Regions from separate parts of the Homo sapiens genome. Here region 2 is linked to region 1. Evidence: chromatin loops called from intact Hi-C (ENCODE). Cell type or tissue: CD4-positive, alpha-beta T cell. All regions are shown on one strand. Each heading gives the region's core, and the rest is flanking DNA. Links, peaks and the distances in the headings are about the cores only.

Region 1 (12,121 bases), core at 1,521-9,520:
AAGGAAAAACCACTACCAGCTTATACAAAAACACACTTACACAGACCAGGGTCACTGTAAAGCAACCACACACACAAGCCAACATAGTAACCAGCTAACAGCACAATGACAGGATCAAATCCACACATGTCAATACTAACCTTGAATATAAACTTAAATGCCCCACTTAAAAATGCACAGAGTGGCAAGCTGGATAAGAAAGCAAAACCCAATGGTCTGCTGTCTTCAAGAGATCCATCTCATATGTAATGACACTCATGGGCTCATAATAAACGGATGGAGAAAAATCTACCAAACAAATGGAAAACAGAAATCAGCAGGGGTTGTAATCCTAATTTCAGACAAAACAAATTTCAAACCAACAGAGATTTAAAAAGACAAGGAAGAGCATTCCATGATGGTAAAGGGTTCAATTCAACAAGAAAACCTAACTATCCTAAATATATATGCACCCAACACAGGAGCACCCAGATTCATAAAGCAAGCTCGTAAAGACCTACAAAGAGATACACTGTCACACAGTAATAGTGGGAGACTTCAACACCCCACTGACAGTATTAGATCATTGAGGCAGAAAATTAACAAAGATATTCAGGACCTAAACTCAGCATTGGACCAAATGGATCTGATAGATCTTTACAGAAGTCTCCACCCCAAAACAACAGAACATACATTCTTCTCATTGCCACATGGCACATACTCTCAAATTGACCACATAATTGGACATAAAACATCCTCAACATATGTAAAAGAACTGAAATCATATCAAACATACTCTAGGTTCACAGCACAATAAAAGTAGAAGTCGGTCGGGTGTGGTGATTCATGCCTGTAATCCCAGCACTTCGGGAGGCCAAGGCAGGCAGATCATGAGGTCAGGAGATTGAGACCAGCCTGACCAACATAGTGAAACCTCGTCTCTACTAAAAATACAAAAATTAGCCAGGCGTGGTAGCACAACCCTGTAATCCCAGCTACTCAGGAGGCTGAGGCAGGAAAATTGCTTGAACCCAGGAGGCAGAGATTGCAGTGAGCCGAGATTGCACCACTGCACTCCAGCCTGGGCGACAGAGCAAGACTCCATCTCAAAGAAAAATAAAATAGAAGTCAACACAATGAAAACTGCTAAAAACCATACAATCCCATAAAAATTAAACTACATGCTCCTGAATGACTTTTGAATAAATAATTAAATTAAGGCAGAAATCAGGAAGTTTTTTGAAAATAATGAAAACAAAGATACAATATACCAGAACCTCTGGGACACAGCTAAGGCAGTATTAAGAGGGAAATTCATAGCACCCACATCAAAAAGTTAGAAAGATATCTAAATTAACAACTTAAATTCATGACAGAATTAGAGAAGCAAGAACAAATCAGCCCCAAATCTAGCAGAAAACAAGAAATAACAAAAGTCAGGCAGAGCTTGATGGCTCATGCCTGTAATCCCAGCACTTTAGGAAGCCGGGAAAGGTGGATCATTTGAGGTAAAGAGTTTGAAACCATTCCTACAGAAACTATTCCAAAAAAGTGAGGAGGAGGGGCTTCTCCCCAACTCATTCTATGAGGCTGGCATCATCTTGCTACCAAAATCTGTCAGAGATACAACAAAAAAAGAAAACCTGAGGCCAATATCCCTGATGAACATTAATGCAAAAATCCTCAATACAATACTGGCAAACTGAATCCAGCAGCACATCAAAAAGCTAATCCACCATGACCAAATATGCTTCATCCCCAGCATGCGACATTGGTTCAACACAAGAAAATCCATAAATGTGATTCATCTCATAAACAGAACTAAAGACAAAAACCTCATGATCATCTCAATAGATGCAGAAAAAGCTTTCAAAAAAATTCAACATCCCTTTGTGTTAAAAACTCTCAACAAATTAGGTACTGAGGGAACATACCTCAAAATGCAGCCATCAGTGACAAACCCACAGCCAACATCATACTGAAGGGCAAAAGCTGGAAGCATTTCCTTTGAAAAGTGGCATAAAACAAGGATGCCCTCTCTCACCACTCCTGTTCAACATAATATTGGAAGTCCTAGCCAAGGGCAATCAGGCAAGAAAAAGAAATAAAGGGCATCCAAATAGGAAGAGAGAAAGTCAAACTATCTGCAGATGACATGATTCTATATCTAGAAAACCCCATAGTCTTGGCCCAAAAGCTCCTTCAGCTGATAAACAGCTTCAGAAAAGTTGCAGGATGTAAAATCAATGTACAAAAATTACTGGCACTCCTATACACCATCAACAACCAAACTGAGAACCAAATCAGAAAGGCAGTTCCATTCACAATTGCCACACACACAAAAATAAAATACCTAGGAATATGGCTAACCAGAGAGGTGAAAGATCTCTACAATGAGAATTATAAAACACTGCTGAAAGAAATCAGAGATGACATGAACAAATAGAAAAACATTCCATGCTCAGGCATAGGGAGAATCAGTATCATTAAAATGGCTATAATGCCCAAAGCAACTTATAGATTCAATGCTATCCCTATTAAACTACCAATGACATTCTTCATATAACTAGAAAAATTTATTTTAAAATTAATATGGAACCAAAAGAGAGCCCAAATAGCCAAGGCAATCCTAAGCAAAAAGAGCAAAGCTGGAGGAATCATACTACCCAACTTCAAACTATACTGCAAGGCTACAGTGACCAAAACAGCATGGTACTGGTACAAAAACGGCCACATAGACCAATGGACAGAAAAGAGAACCCAGAAATAAAGCTGACCATCTGATCTTTTACAAAGCTGACAAAAACCACAATGGGGAAAAGACTCCCTATTTAATAAATGGTGCTGGGATAACTGACTAGCCATAAGTAGAAGACTGAAGCTGGACCCCTTCCTTAAACCATATACAAAAATCAACTCAAGATGGATTAAATGACGAGTTAATGGGTGCAGCAAACCAACATGGCACATGTATACATATGTAACAAACCTGCATGTTATGCACATGTACCCTAGAACTTAAAGTATAATAATAATTTTAAAAAGATGGATTAAAGACTTAAATGTAAAGCCCAAAACTATAAAAGTCCTGGAAGAAAACCTAGGGATCATCCTGGACCTAGGGATGGATAAAGATACCATAACAAAGACACCAAAGCAACTGCAACAAAAGCAAAAATTGACGTGGGATCTAATTAAACTTAAGAGCTTCTGCACAGTAAAAGAAACTATAATCAGAGTGAACAACCTACAGACTGGGAGAACATTTTTGCAATCTATCCATCTGACAAAGGTCTAATATCCAGCATCTCCATGGAACTTAAACTTACAAGAAAAATACAAGCAACTCCATTAAAAAGTGGGCAAAGGACATGAACAGACACTTCTCAAAAGAAGACATTTATGCGGCCAAAAAACGTGAAAAAAAGATCAACATCACTGATCATTAGAGAAATGCAAATCAAAACTGCAATGAAACACCATCTCACACGATTATTAAAAAGTCAAGAAAAAGATGCTGGTGAGGCTGTGGAGAAATAGGAACACTTTACACTATTGGTGGGAATGTAAATTAGTTCAATCATTGTGGAAAGGAGTATGGAGATTCCTCAAAGAGCTAAAAGCAGGACTACCATTCAACCCAGCAATCCCATTACTGGGTATATACCCAGAGGAATATAAAGCATTCTACCGTAAAGACACATGTATGCGAATGTTCATTGCAGCACTATTCACAATAGCAAAGACATAGAATGAACCTAAGTGTCCATCAATGACAGACTGGATAAAGAAAATGTAGTACATATACACTATGGAATCTTATGCAGCCATAAGAAAGAAGGAGATCATGTCTTTTGCAGGAACGTGATGGAGCTGGGGTCTATCATCCTTAGCAAACTAACACAGGAACAGAAAACCAAATAGCACATGTTCTCATTTATAAGTGGGGGCTAAATGAAAAGAATTTATGAACACAAAGAAGAAAACAACAAACACTGGAGTTTACTTCAACAGGGCGGATGGGAGGAGGGAGAGGAGCAGAAATGATAACTATTGGGTACTGAGCTTAATACCTGGGTGATGTACAACAGATCCCCATGACAAGTTTATCTATGTAACAAACCTTCACATGTACCCCCAAAACTAAAATAAAAATTCAAAAAATAACTTAAAATTTTAAAAAAAGAAAACCTTTTACAATTGGGAATCAGCTTACCTTTCCAATCTTCTATCCACTCAACACCTGTGTTCCACTTGTACCAAGCGGGGCCAATTCCCAATCTTTGTATATACCCTGTGTTTTTAACGCCTCTGATGATTTTGCTCACCCTGTCCTGGATTTCTCTTTATTTCCATCTTTACCCGTTGAATTGCTCCCAAGCCTCCAAGATCCGGCTCCAGTACCTTCTCCTATAATGATGTTCTTCCAGATCTTTGCAGTCAGATCTGTGGTATCAATTCATGTTTCCTTCCCAGCACTGCGCCTCAGTTCTAGCCCTCACTAACTACAGATATATGTTACAGCTGGCTGTGTCCTCCTATCTCCCCACAGGGTCTGCAAGGCAGGGTGTGTTTCTGTTTTATCATCAACCCCCAAGGCAATTGGCCACACATACCTTTAAAAATAAATAACATCCAGCTGGGCGCAGTGGCACAAGCCTGTAATCCCAGCACTTTGGGAGGCCGAGGCAGGCAGATCACGAGATCAAGAGATCAAGACCATTCTGGCCAACACGGTGAAACCCCGTTTCTACTAAAAATACAAAAATTAGCTGGGTGTGGTGGCACGCACCTGTAGTCCCAGCTACTTGGGAGGCTGAGGCAGGAGGATCGCTTGAACCTGGGAGGTGGAGGTTGCAGTGAGCCGAGATCGCACCACTGCACTCCAGCCTGGCAAAAGAGCAAGACTCCACCTCAAAAAACAAAACAACAACAAAATAAAACAAATAAATAACATGCTTTGATTGTATATAAACCATGTACTTATTGTAAAAATTCAAATACATAGACATATAAGAAAGGGAATAAACCTCCACCTCCTGCATTAATCACGGGTAATGTTTCAGCAAACATATTTTCATGCATCTCTTTATGCACACATCCATGCATATATGCACAAATGGAATCATTTTGTGCATGCTTGGTTTTCTTTTGGACACCCTCTTTTCTAGTCTTTTCTTACCTGACTCTCCCCCTCACTGCTTTCCCCTACTCCCAGCTATTTAACAAGTTAAGCAATGTATAGCTTTTCTTAATTTTTCCATGCTAATATATCTATATCAGTTTTTTGTTCTTGTTTATTTTACAAAATGGATTATCATGGTATATACACTTCTCTGCTTCTTGCTTTTCTAATTAAAGAAAGTCACAACAATTCTTCCAATTCAACTGGTATAAGTTCTAATTCATTCTTTTATTTTAGACCTCATGCAATGTTCCATGCTGTGGATGTACCAAAATTTATTCAAGAGATCCCCTAGCTATGACATTCAACTTCCTTTTTTAAAAAAATAGCTATTGCCATCAATGTTTCAATAATCGTTCTTACATGTATATCCAAATTCCCTGGTACTTTAATTTCTGAGGGATTGATGACCAGATATGAGACTGGACTACTTAAAATGTTAATAGATTGTCATCTAAAAAGCTGTAACAGGCCAGGCACAGTGGCTCCTGCCTGTAATCCCAACACTTTGGAAGGCCGAGGCGGGTTGATCATCTGAGGTCTGGAGTTCAAGACCAACCTGTCCTACATGGTGAAACCCCGTCTCTACTAAAAATTTAAAAAAATTACCCGGGTGTGGTGGCAGGAACCTGTAATCTCAGCTGCTCAGGAGGCTGAGCCAAGAGAATCACTTGAACTTGGGAGGCAGAGGTTGCAGTGAACCGAGATTGTGCCACTGCACTCCAGCCTGGACAACAGAGTGAGACTCTGTCTCAAAAAAAAAAAAAATACATAAAATAAAAATAAATACATAAATAAATAAATTAATTAATAAAATAAAAGGCTGTAACAATGTGCTCTGCATAATTTTAGCCATTCTGATAAGTGAATAGTGATAGTTTGTTGTTCCTTTAATTTGTATTTCACTGACTACTACTGAAGTCTTTTTCCCTCTAAGGACTTTTTGTTCTGTAAATTGCTTATTCGTATACTTAGCTCATTTTTCTTTTGAGCTACTGGTCTTTTTCTTTTCAACCTGCAGGAATTTTTTGCATATTATGGATAGTAACTCTTTAATATGTTGTTATGTATGGAAGCACTTTCCCCAATCTATCATTTATCTTTTAACTACGCTTGTAATTTTTTAAGCCATTACAACTTTTATAGGTTGACATGAAGCTCATGTAGCATTTATTTTGTAACTAGAATCAATATAGCACTTAAGAAATGAAAATAGTTTGCAGTTTCAAACTTCCTAGGGAAACCAATCTTCTATTTCAGTATTTCACAGCTTATTCTGGAATATGACACACCATCTGATGCCCTAATTCCATGCTCAGTTAATATTAGTTCACATTGCCCCATCCACAAACACAGTTGTGTCTATAATATAGTACAAATTTTTTGTATATTATTATCTGGCATGATCACATTATATAAACCATTTTGATTAAACAAAATTCTAGTTAACAAATATATTATGACCACTAAATGGTAACCACATTTAGTGGTCATCAAGTATTTTTTTCCTGCCCCAAGTTCACTCCTTTGGAAAATGTCTGCCTCCCACTGTCCCTCCCATGCAATTCTAGTGGTCTGCCAATCTTGAAACCCCACTCTCCTGACCACAATAGTGGGCACAAGCCACACTAAAACAAATACACTTCCTGTCCCAGGAATTTGAATCTTGAATTTTAGGATGCCAGTGTCTTAAAAGGATTGAATTTAATTTCAGCCACTAAAATCCCCAGATCAACCCTGCTTGTCTTAATATACATAGTTATTTTCTTAGTGAATGATGGTGATGGTTGCATAACAATGTGAATGTACTTAATGCCACAGAACTGTAGACTTAAAAATGGTCAAAATGGTAATATATATATTTACCACAATTTACCAAAAAACAAGACATTATAAAGAGGCCTTTGGAAAGATTGTTTATAGCCCATCTCCATGGGCTTACACTTAACAGTCACAGCAGCAGTATAGAATGGGCATACACTGCCAAGGCAGACAAGCTTCTTGCCTCCACTTGTGAGTCATGCCACCAACACCCTCTACTCTACTTCTCTCTAACCTCTGTTTCCTCATCTGGAAAATAGGAATAATAAAGCAGCATGACTCTGATGCTGTGGAGCTTTCTTGAAATCTAAAATTCTGTTAAACCACTGTAGCATATACTTGCCAATATAAAATGGCATAAAGCATAAAAGGAAATAAGTTTTTATTTGTTTTTTTTTTTTTTTTTTTTTAAGATGGAGTCTTGCTCTGTCACCCAGGCTGGAGAGCAGTGGCACAATCTCGGCTCAATGCAACTTCCGGCTCCCTGGTTCAAGCAATTCTCCTGCCTTAGCCTCAGCCTCCTGAGTAGCTGGAACCGTATCCAGCTAATTTTTGTTTGTTTGTCTCTTCATTTGTTTTTTGAGACGGAGTCTCACACTGTTGCCTGGGCTAGAGTGCAATGGCGCAATCTCGGCTCACTGCAACCTCCGGCTCCCATGTTCAAGCAATTCTCCTATCTCAGCCTCCCTTGTAGCTGGGATTACAGGCATTCGTCACCGTGCCCGGCTAATTTTTGTATTTTTAGTAGAGACAGGGTTTCGCCATGTTGGTCAGGCTGGTCTTGAACCTCTGACCTCAGGTAATCTGCCCGCCTTGGCCTCCCAAAGAGCTGAGATTACAGGTGCCCTGCCCAGTTTTTATATTTTTAGTAGAGACCGGGTTTCACCATGTTGGCCAGGCTGGTCTCGGACTCCTTACCTCAGGTGATCTGCCCACCTCGGCCTCCCAAAGTGCTGGGATTACAGGCGTAAAGGAAATAAGTTTTTAAAAGGAAAAATAAGAAATCCCACACCATTTAGCTATCAACTTCTAGTCCCCATCTTTCCCCCCACCCACCAAGCTCCCACCTCAGACTCAGACCTAAGCAATCTCTAATCTACTTTCTATCTCTATAGATTTCCCTGTTCATATGAATGGGATCATAAAATATGTGGTGTTTTGTGACTGGGCTTCTTTGTCTGTTTTGCTTTTAACTAAGCTGCCTCTGCCTGTGAGAAGCTGTGGAAACCCAGGAGCTCTAAACAAGCCTATAGGTTTAGAAATTTTAAAGTTTTTCCATTTATAGCAGTTTTAAGTTTTCTTGTTATAAAAGTAATATATGTATTGCAAAAATCTCAAAGGATACAGAATTAACAAAAATAATAAAATAAAAATCAGTTCTAATCCCACCACCCAGAAATAACCACTGTCAACATTTTGGTAAATATTCTTTCAGAGCTAGGCATATTATAAACACACACACATACATACATCATACTATATATATTTAACATTTTTTCCTGATTTTAAAATGTATAGATGCTTGTGAATAGCTATTAAAATGGTATAGAGATGTAAAATTTAGGATAGAATGTACTTCAGAATCCTTCTATATATCTTCACTTAAGAATATATCAAAACATTTTCCATGTTCGCTCATAGAGATCTATTTCATTATTTCCAACAGTTGTTAGTAGTCCACTATAGGAATCTGCCATTGTTTGTTTTGGCATTCTCCATTGATAAAATTTGTGTAGCTTCTATTTTTTGTCACTGAAATGACACAATCAAGATTGTGTCACTTGATTCTTTGTGTTAGTATTTCGTAGAAGTGGAATTTGCTGGGTCAAAGGGTATGAAAATACGTGTTGTGTAACCTGTTTGTTTTGTTTAACCTATTAAGATATTATGAACATTTTCAAGATCATTAAATATTTAATTTACCTACCTAGTTTTATAATCTATGAATATATTAAAATTTATTTTCCCAATCCCCTAACACTAGAAATTGAGTTATTTCTAAAATTTTCACTATTAGAAACAACCTTGCAATAAACATTACTATAGCTAAATCTTGCATGCATGCTTACAGTTTTTTCCTTAAGATGAATTCCTAGATATAAAATTGCCCCTTCAAGGAGTATGTATATTAAAAATAATAACTTTTATCAGTTTTTTTCTTATTACAGAAATAATACATGGTTGGGTGATCCTAGATTAGAAAATATAGATAGGCAAGAAAATGAAACGTGCATTACTTTACCACCCAGAGGTAACCACTGGTAATATTGTGGAGGTGATCATTCATACCTATGCTGTTTGCATACTTTTTTTTTACATGACTGCAAATACAGAGCACATGTTGCTTTAAACTGCCTATAATCAATCTTTTTATGTCATTATCATTTAAAATATCTGCATAGTCTTTTATAAATGTACCAAAATTTATTTGCACAATCCTTATTGCTGAGCATTTAGGTTGTTAATGTACGTACTTTGAAAACTTTTCAGATGAGTGCTGTACACATGGAGGGAATCGTCTCACTGTTAAAGAGCCCAGAACAAAAGACTCCTGCCTCTTTATAGACCTGAGAGACAGGGGGAGAGAGAGAGAGTGGGAAGGTCTAGGAGTAGAAAGGTACTGAGTCAAAGTGGAAAAAAGAAGTGCCTCAGCAAGGCCCCCAGTAAGGAGGCCAGTGAATGAAGGGACCAGGGCCAGGATTATGAATATGCATGGCTGGTTGGGGTAGGGAGAAGAAGGGCCGAGTTCTTGACTGCAACTCCCTTCAGAAAAGTACAACGCACTGCCAGTGCAAGTGTGGTATGGGGAGGCAGCTTCTCCTCAATCAGGCCTGCCAGGCAAAGCCCAGTAATTGCTTATGATCAGGCCTGAAAGATCACACATAGGATTTTGACCTGGAGCTGGACTCCTTAATAAATAGTAACAAATTGCCAAGACTTATTCGGTATCCCTCCCTACCAGAGTACACAACGGTGCCAGTAGAACTGGAAATGTGTCAGGGACCCCAGAGAAAAGACTAAAATGATTTCTTTTGGGGTGCGTAAACTGACAACTGAGGGCAGGTCGAAGAGTACCAACATGACTGGGCAACTGAATGAGCCTCAGCGAATCCTAAGCAGGCTGAGCCAAGTCTGATGTAATTGGGTCCCCTCCTTTTAGGGGATGAGACTGAGTCATTGCCATTTATCTCCTTTGAGGCCTCTACTTCTGGAGCGAATACTAAGCACATATTGTACAAATGCTTGATTCTGCTCCATGACCTCAGAAAGTTATGATAAATTTCCTGAATATTTTTCCTTAATAAATTATCTATTTTAGTTTGTATTTCTTGAGTTTCCTTTAAACTCTTTTGAAATTTGCAGTTTGCACTAATTCACAGTCTGTTAGACACTGTGTATATGCTTGTGTTAAATTTTCTTGCTTCAATATTTAAATAATTGGGAATTTAAGCATTCTCTGGGTTGCCTCAGTTACACTTTTCATGATTTCATAAACTGTCATCACATTTCCTTTCCATATTTATTGTTTTGGCTTGACCTTTTCTTTTTTAACTCATAAGATAAGTGATTCTCAAGGCCTTTGACCATATGTGGATCTTCCTGAGTTCTATTAAATTATTATTACTGGCCAGGTGTGGTGGCTTACGCTTGTAATCTCAACACTTTGGGAGGCCAAGGAGGGCAGATTGCCTGAGCGCAGGAGTTTGAGACCAGCCTGGGCAACATGGCAAAACCCCATCTCTACAAAAAACAGAAAACAAGAAAGAGCTGGGTGTGGTGGTGCATGCCTGTAGTCCCAGCTACTTGGGGGGCTGAGGCAGGAGGATAACTTGAGCCTGGGGGGTCATAGCTGTAGAGAGCCGAGATTGCACCACTGCACTCCAAGCTAGGTGACAAAGCGAGACATCATCTCTAAGAAAAATAAAAGTAAAATAAAATAAAATAATTACTACTACTATTACTACTATTATTATTTTAATTATCTATCATAGGGAAGCACTCTTGTAGGTTCTCAGAGAGGGACAAAATGTTGAATAACTTACAGCCCTCGATGAAATTATTATCTTCCCTTGGGCTGTAGAAGTAGCCTATCAGACCAAGTCTTTAGAACAGACATATGAAAGAACATTCCAGATGGACAGTCCATTTGCTAATTCACAGAGTTGCTCAACTTTTTAGTAATGAGCATGAATGGAAGTTAATTTTCTTAACTCTTTGTGTCATATAACTAGACTCTCCCCAAAGGTAGGGGTGACTGGACCTCACAGTCCTGACTTCTGCCTAGAGATTCTCCTTCCCTATGAGTTCTAACACCAACTACCAGAGTTAGGCCAAACTGCCCTCACTTCAGGCAGTATCTGCAAGTTCAACTTCCCCAGGTCACCCTCACCTCTGACCAGCTGGCTACAAAGAATTCAGGAAAGCACTCTACTTACAATTACAGTTGTATTATAGCAAAAGGACACAAATGCATATCTCATTTATTCTTGCAATTCCACAGTTAAGAATTGAGACTACAGATATAATACATAATGTATGACAAATTATATTTTCAAGGATGGTATTTGTAATAGCAAAATCAAATGTAACAAAAAAATAGCCACAGAAAAACTGGAAACAATGTAACATCAATTGGATACCTGTTAAATTATCTCATAATCACGCATTTAAAAACAATGAAAAGAATGAGATAGAGCCATGTGTGTTAACATAGAAACAGCTCCAAAATATTTTATTAAATATAAAAGCAAGGGGCAACACAATGTGTATAAATCTTTAAAAATAAAAACTGCCTGTATAAATACGAAATAGTACACACATGTATATTAATTGCTAGAAGGATCCACAAGAAACTCAAGTAATTTCCTTAGGAAAGAATGACTGGGAGACCTTCAGTTTTCATTTTTTACCTTTAGAAGATATTTGCATTTGTTAGTAAGGGCATATAATTTTTTTAATGGAAAAAGTAAATAGGTTGCACACCAATGTGAATGTGCTTAATGCCACCTAACTGGACACTTAAAAATGGTTAAATTGGTAAATTTGAGGTTATGTATATTTTTCCATTTAATTTTTTTAGTAAACAATATATGTAAATTTATTTTAAATAAAAGAAATATCAAGAGGGGAATTAAG
Region 2 (12,121 bases), core at 2,161-10,160, 70 kb after region 1:
TCAGTGGCTTTACCTATATGTAGATGTGCATTTGTGTCAGAGTTTCTTGAAAGGGCTGAGAGTTGCTAATTCCTTTCTTCTACCGCTTCCAAAGCTATCCTGAGCTTGTTAATGCCATTCCTATTAAACTATGGCCCTGGCTGGGCAGACTCATTTAGTACTGTCTCTTGGTTATTTTTCTCCATTTGGGAAGCATTGCACCATGACTTCGAAGATACACTTGTATATCTACTAGTTAAATGTCTTCCACTTTAGACTTGCACCAGCAACATCCAGAAAGGCCAGTGAACATGGCTTGGGAAGCATAGGAAACTGTCTTTTGTCCCTCATATATCTTCAGGGCTGACTTCAGATCCAAATGACTTCAACTGTGACTCAGTTAGAGAGGCAGATTTTCATATTATAGAAAGAGAGCTCCTGGTTCGTACAGCAAAACAAACAAACATGCACAAGATTAGGCTGTGTGAACTTGACTCAGTAGACATTCCCACATGGGGTACTGAGGTGCTGGAAGCCTGTCTACTAAAGGTGCACTGGTGGGCATGGAATCTAAAGGGGGTGTCTGTGAGGGCCATCCTGGGTCCCAGCAGCAGGTGGTTCCATGGTTATGCTGCCCCACACTTTCTTGGCTGAACCAAATTTTCTGCCTTTCATTTTGTTCCTTACAAAATGTCCTTCTTTTTGGTGACTGTTAACATACTTCTTCACAGTGCAGGTGAGTCATTTTTCAAAAAACTTTGTGGGCATTTATGAAATAGCTTTGGGGATAGTGAGGAAAACATTTGTTTGGAGATAAACGACATAATCTCTCTGAATCTCATTCTTTTCATTTGTTATATGAAAATAACAAATTTATTTTTTACAGGAAAAATTGTATTTATTTTAAAAATCTATATTTACTTCATAGGAAATGGTTAAGAGCAGATGGGAGAAAATAACAGACACATATTATAAATCATTATTGTTTATTCTGCTTTCTTTTTTTAAATGAGAAAAACTTCCACCCCACCCCCCCCAATTTGGTTTGTCCATTTGAAGCCATATCTGAATGACTAATCTCAGTCGTATCTATAGTGTGAACCTCCCAACCAAACCAAACAAAACAATACTAGACACCCACTTTCAAGTGACTCTGACAAGTGCCAATTTATAGTGTAGCATCCAAAATATTTGAAATCAGGTCTGTCCTGAAAAATCTGGATGGGCAGTCAACAAAGGGTTTATGTAAGTCTTTTTGTACTCAAATCTTCAACTCTCTTGGTGACAAACAATATACAGATGTTGGAAATGTTAATATGATTCAGCTAACCAAAAGTCCATAAGCAAAAGTTTTTTAAAAAAACACTGTGTATCCCAAATCTGGCTGTATAACTACTCCATAAAGTGATCAAACACATTTATAGTCTTCAGGCTTATGCCATCTTCCAGAGACCTGCAGCAGTTCTGTCAGTCCCTTAAAGGTGGCAGCAGCTTGAAGGCATCCTCAGGCTCCAGAGTTCAACTCAGGAGTTAGTACAAGGCCTGGTCAACCCAGGTTACATTTGCTGGCTCTTTTCTCTTGATGTTTGATTATTCTGTGTGTGTGTGTGTGTGTGTGTGTGTGTGTGTGTGGTGGGGAGGAGGGCGGGGGGGCTGGGTGTTGGGGGGTGTGTGTGTGTGTGCGGGTAGAGGAGAGCAGTAAGAAAAGTAAGGTGGTAATCCACTCATAGTTAGGAAAAACTCAACCAAATAAAGGAATAGGTATGTATGTAGGCAAGAAAGAGAATGATCTGTTGATTCTAATCTCACATTTTGTAGCAATATTAAGAACTTAATACTATGTGCTAGGTACCATGGCAGATGCGTTAGACAGTATCTTTCTACATTTTTCTAAGTGTTTTCCCACATTATTAACCTTTTTCTGAGCTTTTGCCTCGGCCTCTTAAGGCTTGGGAAGCTAAAGACACATGGTTTAGAAATAACACAGATTGAAATAGACAAAGGAGTTACTCAGATTCAAGCAGGGCCATCTGCAGACATATCAGTTAGAAATTGTCCTTTATACTAGTTACATCAGCAGGAAGTTGTGTTTCATGATGCATTGGCTAGAGCCTTTGGATCCCTGAGTTTGAGACCCCTTCCCTTGGGCCAGAAAGGGTACAACTGTAGCAAGAACTCCTGAGTACAACTGGAGAAGGTAGAATCAAGGACCACTCATGGGTAAACTACATATTCTTGTGAGAGACATTGGGGTGGGGGAACAGCTTACTAAAGTGTCCACTCATCTACTTTACTCCTGTCCTTCTGGAAAATGACCGAGCCATGTCATATAAAAACAGTCTGTAAGATCCCATGGTATTTCATTAAAACCTCGGACAGGTGTTATAATTCTAATTATACACAAGGAAGCTATAACTCAGAGAGATTAAGTGCCTTTCCTGATGCCAAATGATTAGTAAGGGGGTACTTAGAACTAGAACTTGGATTTACAATTCGTCAGACCAGGATTTTACAAAAATAAAGTCCCACAAAAATTATAAAACACTGCTTTTTGGTGATAACCACTTCAGAAAAATAATTTGAGCAAGAAAGCACTTCAGGTTTTTACTTGCAAATCAATCCTTCTAAAGGTTATGCAAGTTATTTCTCTTTGCCTCCTTTCCAGCCTGTCTTGTAGTCATTAATTCATTTAATTAGTCACTGATTCATTCATCAAACTTCGAACCAGTGCCTACTATTAGGAGACAAAAGAGCACATTTCAGTTGGAGAGCTTTGGAGTCAGACTGCCTAGCATTGAATGACAGCTCTACTGCTCACTAGCTGTGTATCCTTGAGTAACTTACTTCACCCACTGTGCCTTGGTTTTCTCAGTAGTAAATTGGGGATAATTACCTGCCTCAGTGTTAGTATCAGATTAAATGAATTAATGCCAGAAAAGCTCCTAGAATATGTTTAGAACATTGTAAATACTTGATAAATGTTACCAGATATGGTCAGAGTTCTCCAGAGAAACAGAACAAACTGGAAAAGAGAGAGAGAGGGGGTTGGCGGGGGGGTAGAGAGAGAGGGAGAGAGAGCCTGATTTTTTTTTTGAAGAAATTGGGTCATGCAGCTGTGCTTGTGGAGGTTGAGAAGTCCCAAGATCTGCAGTCAGCGAGCTGGAGGTGCAGAACAGTCTATGGTATAGTTCTAGTCTGAGTCTGAAGGCAGGAAAAGACTGCTCAAGCAGTAAAAGCAGGAGTTCCCTCTTACTTGAAGGAAGGTTGGCTTTTTTGTTCTATTTAGAACTTCAACTGATTAGATGAGGGCACCTACATTAGGGAAGACAATCTGTTTTACTCAGTCTGTCCACTCAAATGTTAATCTTATCCAGAAACACCCTCATAGACACATTCAGAATAATGTCTGACCAAATATCTGGGCACCCCCATCAACAGCCACGTGATTATCACTACTGGAATGAGCAGATTGTATCTGTCATTCATCTGGAATGTTCTCTATTACATGTCTCTTAGGCTGTTCTTTGCTTGGCTGATGGCTTGGAAGCTTCCTTGTCTACTAAGTTACCATTTGAATTTGGTCTTGGTGCATAACCTATTTTGCCTTCTATTTCATCTCACCTTATTTGATATAATGAGGTGAGATGAAATATCAAATAGTAGTCTTATTTAGGCTCACACTGACCAACTCTTCTGCCTTTCCACTGCTTGTTTGTTACCTGCATAGTGTCTCTAGAAGGAAAAAAAATGCCTTCCTACTGGAGTCCATATTTTCATAATGTTTAAGTCTCATTATTCTCTCTTACTCAAGCTGAGAATTTAATTAGTCTTTTATGTTCGAAAGTTTGGTAACCATGACCCTAATGGTTCTTTTTAAATTCTGAGAGGTCTCGTTTCTTTTTGCAGTGGTACTAGTATCTTACTTTGTGATCTTAAGCAATTGTGCTTCCTGGGAATCAGTTTTGTCTTTTAGTAGCAGAGACATTTTACAGAAGAATTCAATTTGGAAGCCTAATTTATAAAGTAAATTAGGGAGGGATTGTTCTGATTGAAGTGTTAAGGGAGTGGAGATCTCACTGACTTGCTCTTCACCTGGTCATCAGTGGCAACCTATGAGGTGGGCTTTGGGGAAAATAGTTCAAAAACATTGAATCAGAGGATCTGTAAGCTTTCTTGCAAATATAACACATCAGCATTCTATTCCATGTCATTATTCTATGAATATACATAGTGCATGGCTATATTCCCTATAGCCCTCAGGTCCTGCTATGGATAGCTCTGCCCAGATTGGTAGATATTTGTGGCAGGTAGAATAGACTTACTTACTGAACATCTTTTCCCGCCTTTCTGATGTGCATTCCTGGATTGCTGAAACTGGAGAGTAAAACATATTTCCAAGATTCCTTTGCAGTTAGGGTTCTGGGAATGACTTAGAGTCTGCCAATCAGATATATTTTCTCAAGAATTAAATGGCAACTGATTGAAGTGGGGAGAAAGGTTATAGTGCATGACGCATTCTTTCATTGGCCAGTGCAATCTAGCAGGTGCAGATTGGCTATGGAAGCAACACCCGTGGTGATGACTTCCTGCATCACCAGCTTCTTGATAAGGCAGAGGCAACTGTTCTTCCAGAAGACCAGTACTGCAGTGTTGTTGAGCCTAGCATAATGTGGGGGAGGACAGACACAGATATTACACATCTCACCTTCCATGCCCTTCTTTGGGCTCATTTCTTCAGCCTCCCAATGATTTTGTAAGTGTCTAGTTCTCTGTACTAAATCCCTTATGCATGAAATAGCTAGAGTGATTTCTTTTATCGCTTATTAAATCTTACCTGATGCAGTGCTGATTGGTCTTTATTAACTTCATTTCTTCTTTGACATTCTCGGTGTCTACAGAGGAGCTGCGGGCCCACCCATTCACTGATGTTACCCTCTCCTGTCATTTCTCCTTTGTGAAGGGCACTGAAAATCTTGAGTTTTCTTGGGAAAGAGAAGACATCAAACAGGCATATGAGGTAGAGGATAATAAAGAATATTACCTCCTTTTCAAGTACCTTGATTTTTTTGAAGTTTTCTCGAAGTTGGTTTACCAGTTTCACAATAACACAGAGCAACTAGAAGATCAAAATTCCTTGTATGAGGGAAGAGTATCTGTGGACCAGGCTGAAATTTCTGAGGGGACTCTATCACTTTTACTAAGAAATGTGGATTTCATGGATGAAGCTATCTACAAGTGCTCAGCCATCACACCAGATGGAAGAGGTGAAAGTACAATTAAGCTAATAGTAGAAGGTAAGGGAATTTATTGAATGAACTTGATTTCAAGCTCTGTCTCTATTCATAAGTTATAACAGTGACAACTTATCTAGTTCTCTCACTTTTCCCCTTTTACTCAAATTATTATCAGTTCTTCTTATTCCCAACACGTCAATTCGTCTTAGCTAAAAATATTGCCCTGAGCGAAAGATGCTGTATCTATACCTGTATACATTATTCATTCACACAGACAAACAAAACATTAACAACAACAACAACAACAAGCACTGGTCTATCAAAAACTCTCCAAACAAGTTGTAACACTGAAAAATCAAAATATGATATAACAGTCTTACATGAAAACGCTGAGATATGACATATGGTTTAGTGAGAAGAGCCCCGCATTGGGAGTCAGGAGGCCCATATTCTAATTTTGGATGACTTTGGGTAACTCATTTAGCTTTTCTAGGCTTCACTTTTCTCACTATTAAAATGTAGGTTGGACTGGATCAGTGGATCTCCGTAGTGATCCAGGGATCCTTACCCTTCACAGGATTGCATGAAGAGCTTTTCCCCCATCAGAGACTTTCAGGGATTGGGGAAGGCATGGCAGAATTCCTCCAGGATAAGAGTTGGAAGACATGAGAAGGTGGTGGTTGTGAGAATAATTCGTTATCTTCTGTGGTTCTCAGCAGGGTATGTGGAGTTCAGTGGTGAATCTGGAATGAATCCACTCAAAGAGGGGAAGATTCCAAAAGATAAAGGCAGCAGTGATAGATGAGAACTGAAAGGCAGGAGCATACATGTATCCTGTTCTTCTCTTACTATGCTTGGATCAAAATTTTAACTACAGTGAATCTCAAGATATATTGCCTACATAACGGGTTAATGTAAAAAGCGAGAGCATGTATTCTGCTAGCCTGAGCCTCTTGGGGCTGAAATAAAAAAGGAACTAATTGTTTTGTTATTTTTTCCAATCAGACTCTGAAATGCCCCAGGTGCAATTTGACAGGATTGATGATGAGGATGTGGCCACATGCATCTCAAAGGACTAGTACCTCACGCCCATTGTGACATGGCTGGACCGGACAGAGAGGGACCTGAGCAACCACAGCATCGTGGAAATCCTGGAGGAGCAGATGAATGGCTTCTACAGGGTGTTCTCCATCCTGAAATACCCTGTCAAGTTAAATGAGAAATATCTCTGCCACATAACAGAGACAGATGTGAACAACCAGCTCTTCAGAATCATCCACAAGTATCCAAGTAAGTGCAAATCCGAAAGGAACAGTGAAAGTGGGGTGCATTTCACCACAGAAAAGTCATCATTCATTAATATTTACTGAATGTCAAATATATCAGGCATGCCTTCGCACTTTGGGGATTTAAAGAAGCATCAGGAACATACGCTTGGAGCCTTGGGCAAGATAAGGTGGTGAAGTGGAGTCTCTCTGGGCTTGAAAAAAGAACATGCTTCAGAGACTGACAGCTTTCTCCTGATAGATGTGGCTCTTACTATTGATGAGGTTTCTTTTCCTCTGCACAGAACATCAGCTTTATGACGTGGCAGGCTGAGTAGTCATAGTGGCCATTTATTAGCCTCTCACCATGTGCCTGGCACTTTACATATGTCACTTTAATCTTTACCTCTATTTTAATTGTTATTACTGCCCCTCTTCTATATGAGAAAACCAACAAGTTAAATAATTTGACTAAGGACATAGCTAACAAGCACAAGACTCAGGATTCAAACCCATTCTTTCTGAATCTAAAGTTCATGCACTTCATTTTTCTTATGCATATACCACACTGCACTTACAGATCTAAGACTATAGACTGCATGAATAGATCTAAGTCATATATGTTTGGAGAAGGGGATTCCCTGTGTAATAAGCAAGGAGGCAAGAAATAGAGTCACTGCTCCCACTCAAATTCTGAGCAGTCTTTAAGTTGCCGTATCAAAGGCTGTCTACATTCTGGGGAATCTTAATTGAGTCCTCCAGAGAAATTTTGATGGATACTTTTTTGTGTAGCTGTTCTATTACTTCTAAACTGTCTAAACTTTTTCAAGTTAGGAATTTGAAAAAAAAAAGCATGTTAGAAAAAGAACAGGTATTTACTGAACACATACCATATGCTAGGGTGGACCCAGGTACTTTTGCATAAGGTATTTAACCCCACAATGACCTCTGAGTTAGATACTAACATTACAGTATTTAGCAGAGGAGGAAACCAAGGCTGAGAGAAGGTTAAGTATTTACCAAAGGCTACACAGCTGACAGTCTTACAACCCAGGACTTGAACTTGGGTCTAATTATTAACAAAGGCCTGGGCACATTCCACTATGTGGTTGACTCGTGGGCCTTAAGTTCCTTGTGTCAAAGTATCTGTAGCCTCAGGCTGAGGTCATTGATTTATTCTGCCACCTGTGACCTCACCTGCCTCTCCATCAAGAAGGAAGGGATGGTGATGAATACACTTGCACGGTGAGCTAATTCCTTCTACTTTCCTGTATCCCTGACTTAGAGATCTTATTAAGACTTCTTTGGAGGGTTAGCTCTGGCAGGGACTTTGGCCATCATCTACCAATCACAGCATATAGGGGTGACTAAACAGAAGTCCAGAGAGGTGAGATAATTGTCCAAGGTAATACACACTCTATACAAGAAGTATTAATGGAGTCTGACTTCATGCAAAGGTTGGGCAGTTACCTTTCAGGTCTAGTCTGTAGGGGCCTGGCAATTAATCAAAGCATTCAAAACACTATTGCAATCCTGGATCTCCCAGTAACTAGCCGTAAATATTTACAACCGTTAAGAGTATTTATTTAAATTTTTAATGACTTGGGAAAATACCCGCACTATCATGTTAAAATTTTAAAAAGCAAAATAGTAGCTTGTATGTGTAGCATGAGCCCCAGTTGTTTAACTATATGGAGATTTAAAAGATAGGATGTATTATTATTATTATTATCATAATATGAACAGTAATTACTGGTAACCTCTGAATGATAGGATTGTAGGCATTTTTTGTTTTCTCTTTTGTACTTGTGTTTTATGCAACATTCTATAATGAACATATATTATTTTTAGTCCAAAAAAGCTATATTTTTTAAATCTTTAAAAAATATCTTTATGAAAAATGGTTTACATGCCATAAAATTCACCCATTTGAAGTGTACAATTTAATTGTTTTAGTATATTCACAAAATTGTGAAATCGTCACCACTCTTATCATTTAGAACATTTTAATTACCCTAAAAATAAACCTCATGCTCATTCACAGTCACTCTCCATTCCCTTCACCATATCCCCCAGTCCTAGGCAACCACTAACCTACTTTCTAGCTATATAGATTTGCCTATTTTAGATCTTTCATATAACTGAAATTATACAATATGTGGTCTTTTTAAACTGGCTTCTTTTACTTGGCATAATGTTTTAAAGGTTCATCCATGTTGTAGCATATGTTAGCACTTCATTTCTTTTTATTTCTGGATAATAGTTTATTCCATTATATGGATATTACCACATTTTATTTATCCATTCATCAGTTGATGAAGATTTGGGTTGATTTCACTTTTTGTCTCTGATGAATGATGTTGCTGTGAACATTCACATATATGTTTTTATGTGGAAATTTATGTTAAATTTCATTTATCTTGGGTATATACCTATGAGTGGAATTGCTGGGTCATATGGTAACTATTTTTTAACCCTTTGAGGAACTGCCAGACTATTTTCCAAAGCAGCTGCACAATTTTACATTCCTACCAGCAATGTATGAGGTTACTGATTTGTCAACATCCTTGCCAGCACTCATGATCTTTTTTATTCTAGTCATTCTAGTAGATGTGAGTGACATTTGTGGTTTTGATTTGCATCTCTCTGGTGGCTAATCTTGGGCATCTTTCAATATGCTTACTGGTTATTTGTACATCTTCTTTGGAGAAATGTCTATTCAAATTCTTTCTCCATTAAAAATGGGTTATTTATCTTTTTATTATTGAGTTGTAAGAGTTGATATATTTTGAATACCAATTCCTTATCAAATATTTGACTTGCAGAAATTTTCTCCCCTTCTGAGTTGTCTTTTCACTTCTTGATGATGTCATTTGAAGCAGTAAATTTTCTGATTTTGATGAAGTACAATTTATCTTTTTTTTTGTCACTTGTGCTTTTGGTGTTATATCTAAAAAATTATTGCCTAATCTAAGTCACAAAGATTTACTCATATGTTTTCTTCTAAGAGTTTTATAATGTTAGCTCCTACCTCCAGGCTTATGATTCCTTTAAATTAATTTTTGTTTTTGGCATGAGATAGGTGTCCAACATCCCAGGACCATTTATTCAAAAGGCTATTCTTTCCCCCATGGAATTGTCTTGATGGCCTTATTGAAAATCAAGTTACTATAAATGTAAAGGTTTATTTCTGGGCTTTCAATTATATTCCATTGATCTATGTGTCTGTACTTATGCCAGTACCACACTGTCTTGACTACTATAGCTTTTTAGTAAGTTTTGTCACAGAGGAGTGTGTTCTTTTAACATTGTTCTTCTTTTTGAAGATAGCTTTGATTATTCCTATTTCAGCATTTTCATATGAATTTTAGGATGAACTTGTCAATTTCTGCCAAACAGGCACCTGGGGTTTCAATAAGGAATGTATGGAATCTATAGATTCATTTTGGGAGTATTGGCATTTTAATGATACTAAGTCTTCTATCTATGAACACAGATGTCTTTCCATTTGTTTAGGTCTTTTTAAATTATCTTCAATGATGTTTGGCAGTTTTCCATGTATAAGTCTTACAATTCTTTTGTTAAATTTATTCCTAAGTATTTTATTCTTTTTCATGCTTTGGAAATGTAATTGTTTTCTTAATTTCATTTTAGAATGCTTATTGCTAATAGAAAGAAATAACAGTAGATTTTTGTGGATTCCTTAGTATTTTCTATATAGAAGACCACGTTATCTATGAATAGAAATAGTTTTACTTCTTCCTTTCCAATCTTGATTACTTGTATTTAATTTTCTTTCTAATTGCCCTGGCTAGAACCTCCAGTACAATGCTGAATAGAAAAACTAAGAGTAGATCTCTGGGAGAAAGCATTCAATCTTTCATCATCAACTATGATGTTAGCTGTAGGTTGTTATTACTGTAAATGAACAATATCAGGTTGAGAAAGTTCTCTTCCGTTGCTTGTTTTCTGAGTGTTTTTATCATGAATAAATTTAGGATTTTGCCAAATGTATTTTCTGCATCTGTTGAGATGATCATGTGGGCTTTGTCCTTTATTCTATTAATATGATATATTGCACTAATTAATTTTTGTATATTGAGCCAACTTTGTATTCCTGGGATAAACCCTACTTGGTCATGGTATGTAAGTCTTTTTCTATGTTGGTAGATTCAGTTTGGTGGTATTTTGTTGAGGCTTTTTGCATCTGTATTCATTTGTAAGAGATATTGGTCTGTAGTTTTCTTGTGATGTCTTGGTCTGGTTTTGTTATGAGGATAATATTGGCCTCATAGGATAAGTTGAAATGTGTCCCTTATCTTCTGTTTTTTGGAAAAGGTTGTGCAGGATTGGTGTTAATTTTTCTTTTAATTCTTTAACTTTTGGTTTTGTTTATTTTCCCTATTTTTCTATTCTCTATTTCATTTACTTCCATTCTAGCCTTTGTTATTTCCTTCCTTCTACTTGCCTTGGGTTTAGTTTTAATTTCTTTTTCTAGTAATTTCATTTAAAAGATTAGGTTATTGCTTTGAGATCTTTCTTTTTTTTTAACGTGTTTTTGTTTATTATACTTTTAAGTTTTAGGGTACATGTGCACATTGTGCAGGTTAGTTACATATGTATACATGTGCCTTGCTGGTGCGCTGCACCCACTAAATCGTCATCTAGCATTAGGTATATCTCCCAATGCTATCCCTCCCCCCTCCCCCCACCCCACCACAGTCCCCAGAGTGTGATATTCCCCTTCCTGTGTCCATGTGATCTCTTTGTTCAATTCCCACCTATGAGTGAGAATATGCGGTGTTTGGTTTTTTGTTCTTCCGATAGTTTACTGAGAATGATGATTTCCAATTTCATCCATGTCCCTACAAAGGACATGAACTCATCATTTTTTATGGCTGCATAGTATTCCATGGTGTATATGTGCCACGTTTTCTTAATCCAGTCTATCATTGTTGGACATTTGGGTTGGTTCCAAGTCTTTGCTATTGTGAATAATGCCGCAATAAACATACGTGTGCATGTGTCTTTATAGCAGCATGATTTGTAGTCCTTTGGGTATATAACCAGTAATGGGATGGCTGGGTCAAACGGTATTTCTAGTTCTAGATCCCTGAGGAATCGCCACACTGACTTCCACAATGGTTGAACTAGTTTACAGTCCCACCAACAGTGTAGAAGTGTTCCTATTTCTCCACATCCTCTCTAGCACCTGTTGTTTCCTGACTTTTTAATGATTGCCATTCTAACTGGTATGAGATGGTATCTCATAGTGGTTTTGATTTGCATTTCTCTGATGGCCAGTGATGGTGAGCATTTTTTCATGTGTTTTTTTGCTGCATAAATGTCTTCTTTTGAGAAGTGTCTGTTCATGTCCTTCGCCCACTTTTTGATGGGGTTGTTTGTTTTTTTCTTGTAAATTTGTCTGAGTTCATTGTAGATTCTGGATATTAGCCCTTTGTCAGATGAGTAGGTTGTGAAAATTTTCTCCCATTTTGTAGGTTGCCTGTTCACTCTGATGGTAGTTTCTTTTGCTGTGCAGAATCTCTTTAATTTAATTAGATCCCATTTGTCAATTTTGTCTTTTGTTGCCATTGCTTTTGGTGTTTTGGACATGAAGTCCTTGCCCATGCCTATGTCCTG

What was found. Peaks named below come from ENCODE experiments on the same cell type or tissue, not always from the same donor. Only the 100,000 strongest peaks of a DNase experiment are listed, where the experiment ranks them.
Region 2: a loop joins it to region 1, with 2.0 times the contacts of the local background. A loop is called at or near these places in 2 of 110 quality-filtered maps.

What each region holds. Positions count from the first base shown.
Region 1 is chr3:120,292,430-120,304,550 of GRCh38, forward strand. No RefSeq gene overlaps it. Among named protein-coding and RNA genes, the nearest start is that of GPR156, 13 kb to the left of the region's middle. In CD4-positive, alpha-beta T cell, for the core only: no CTCF peak of the experiment used is centred there; no DNase peak of the experiment used is centred there.
Region 2 is chr3:120,361,583-120,373,703 of GRCh38, forward strand. It overlaps LOC124906274 (a long non-coding RNA gene), which reads right to left and starts at 6,683. Exons shown (of 4, transcript XR_007096033.1): 1 at 6,646-6,683; 2 at 6,296-6,416; 3 at 4,814-4,961; 4 at 949-4,638. It also overlaps the pseudogene BTNL12P. RefSeq lists an enhancer at 5,283-6,482. In CD4-positive, alpha-beta T cell, for the core only: no CTCF peak of the experiment used is centred there; no DNase peak of the experiment used is centred there.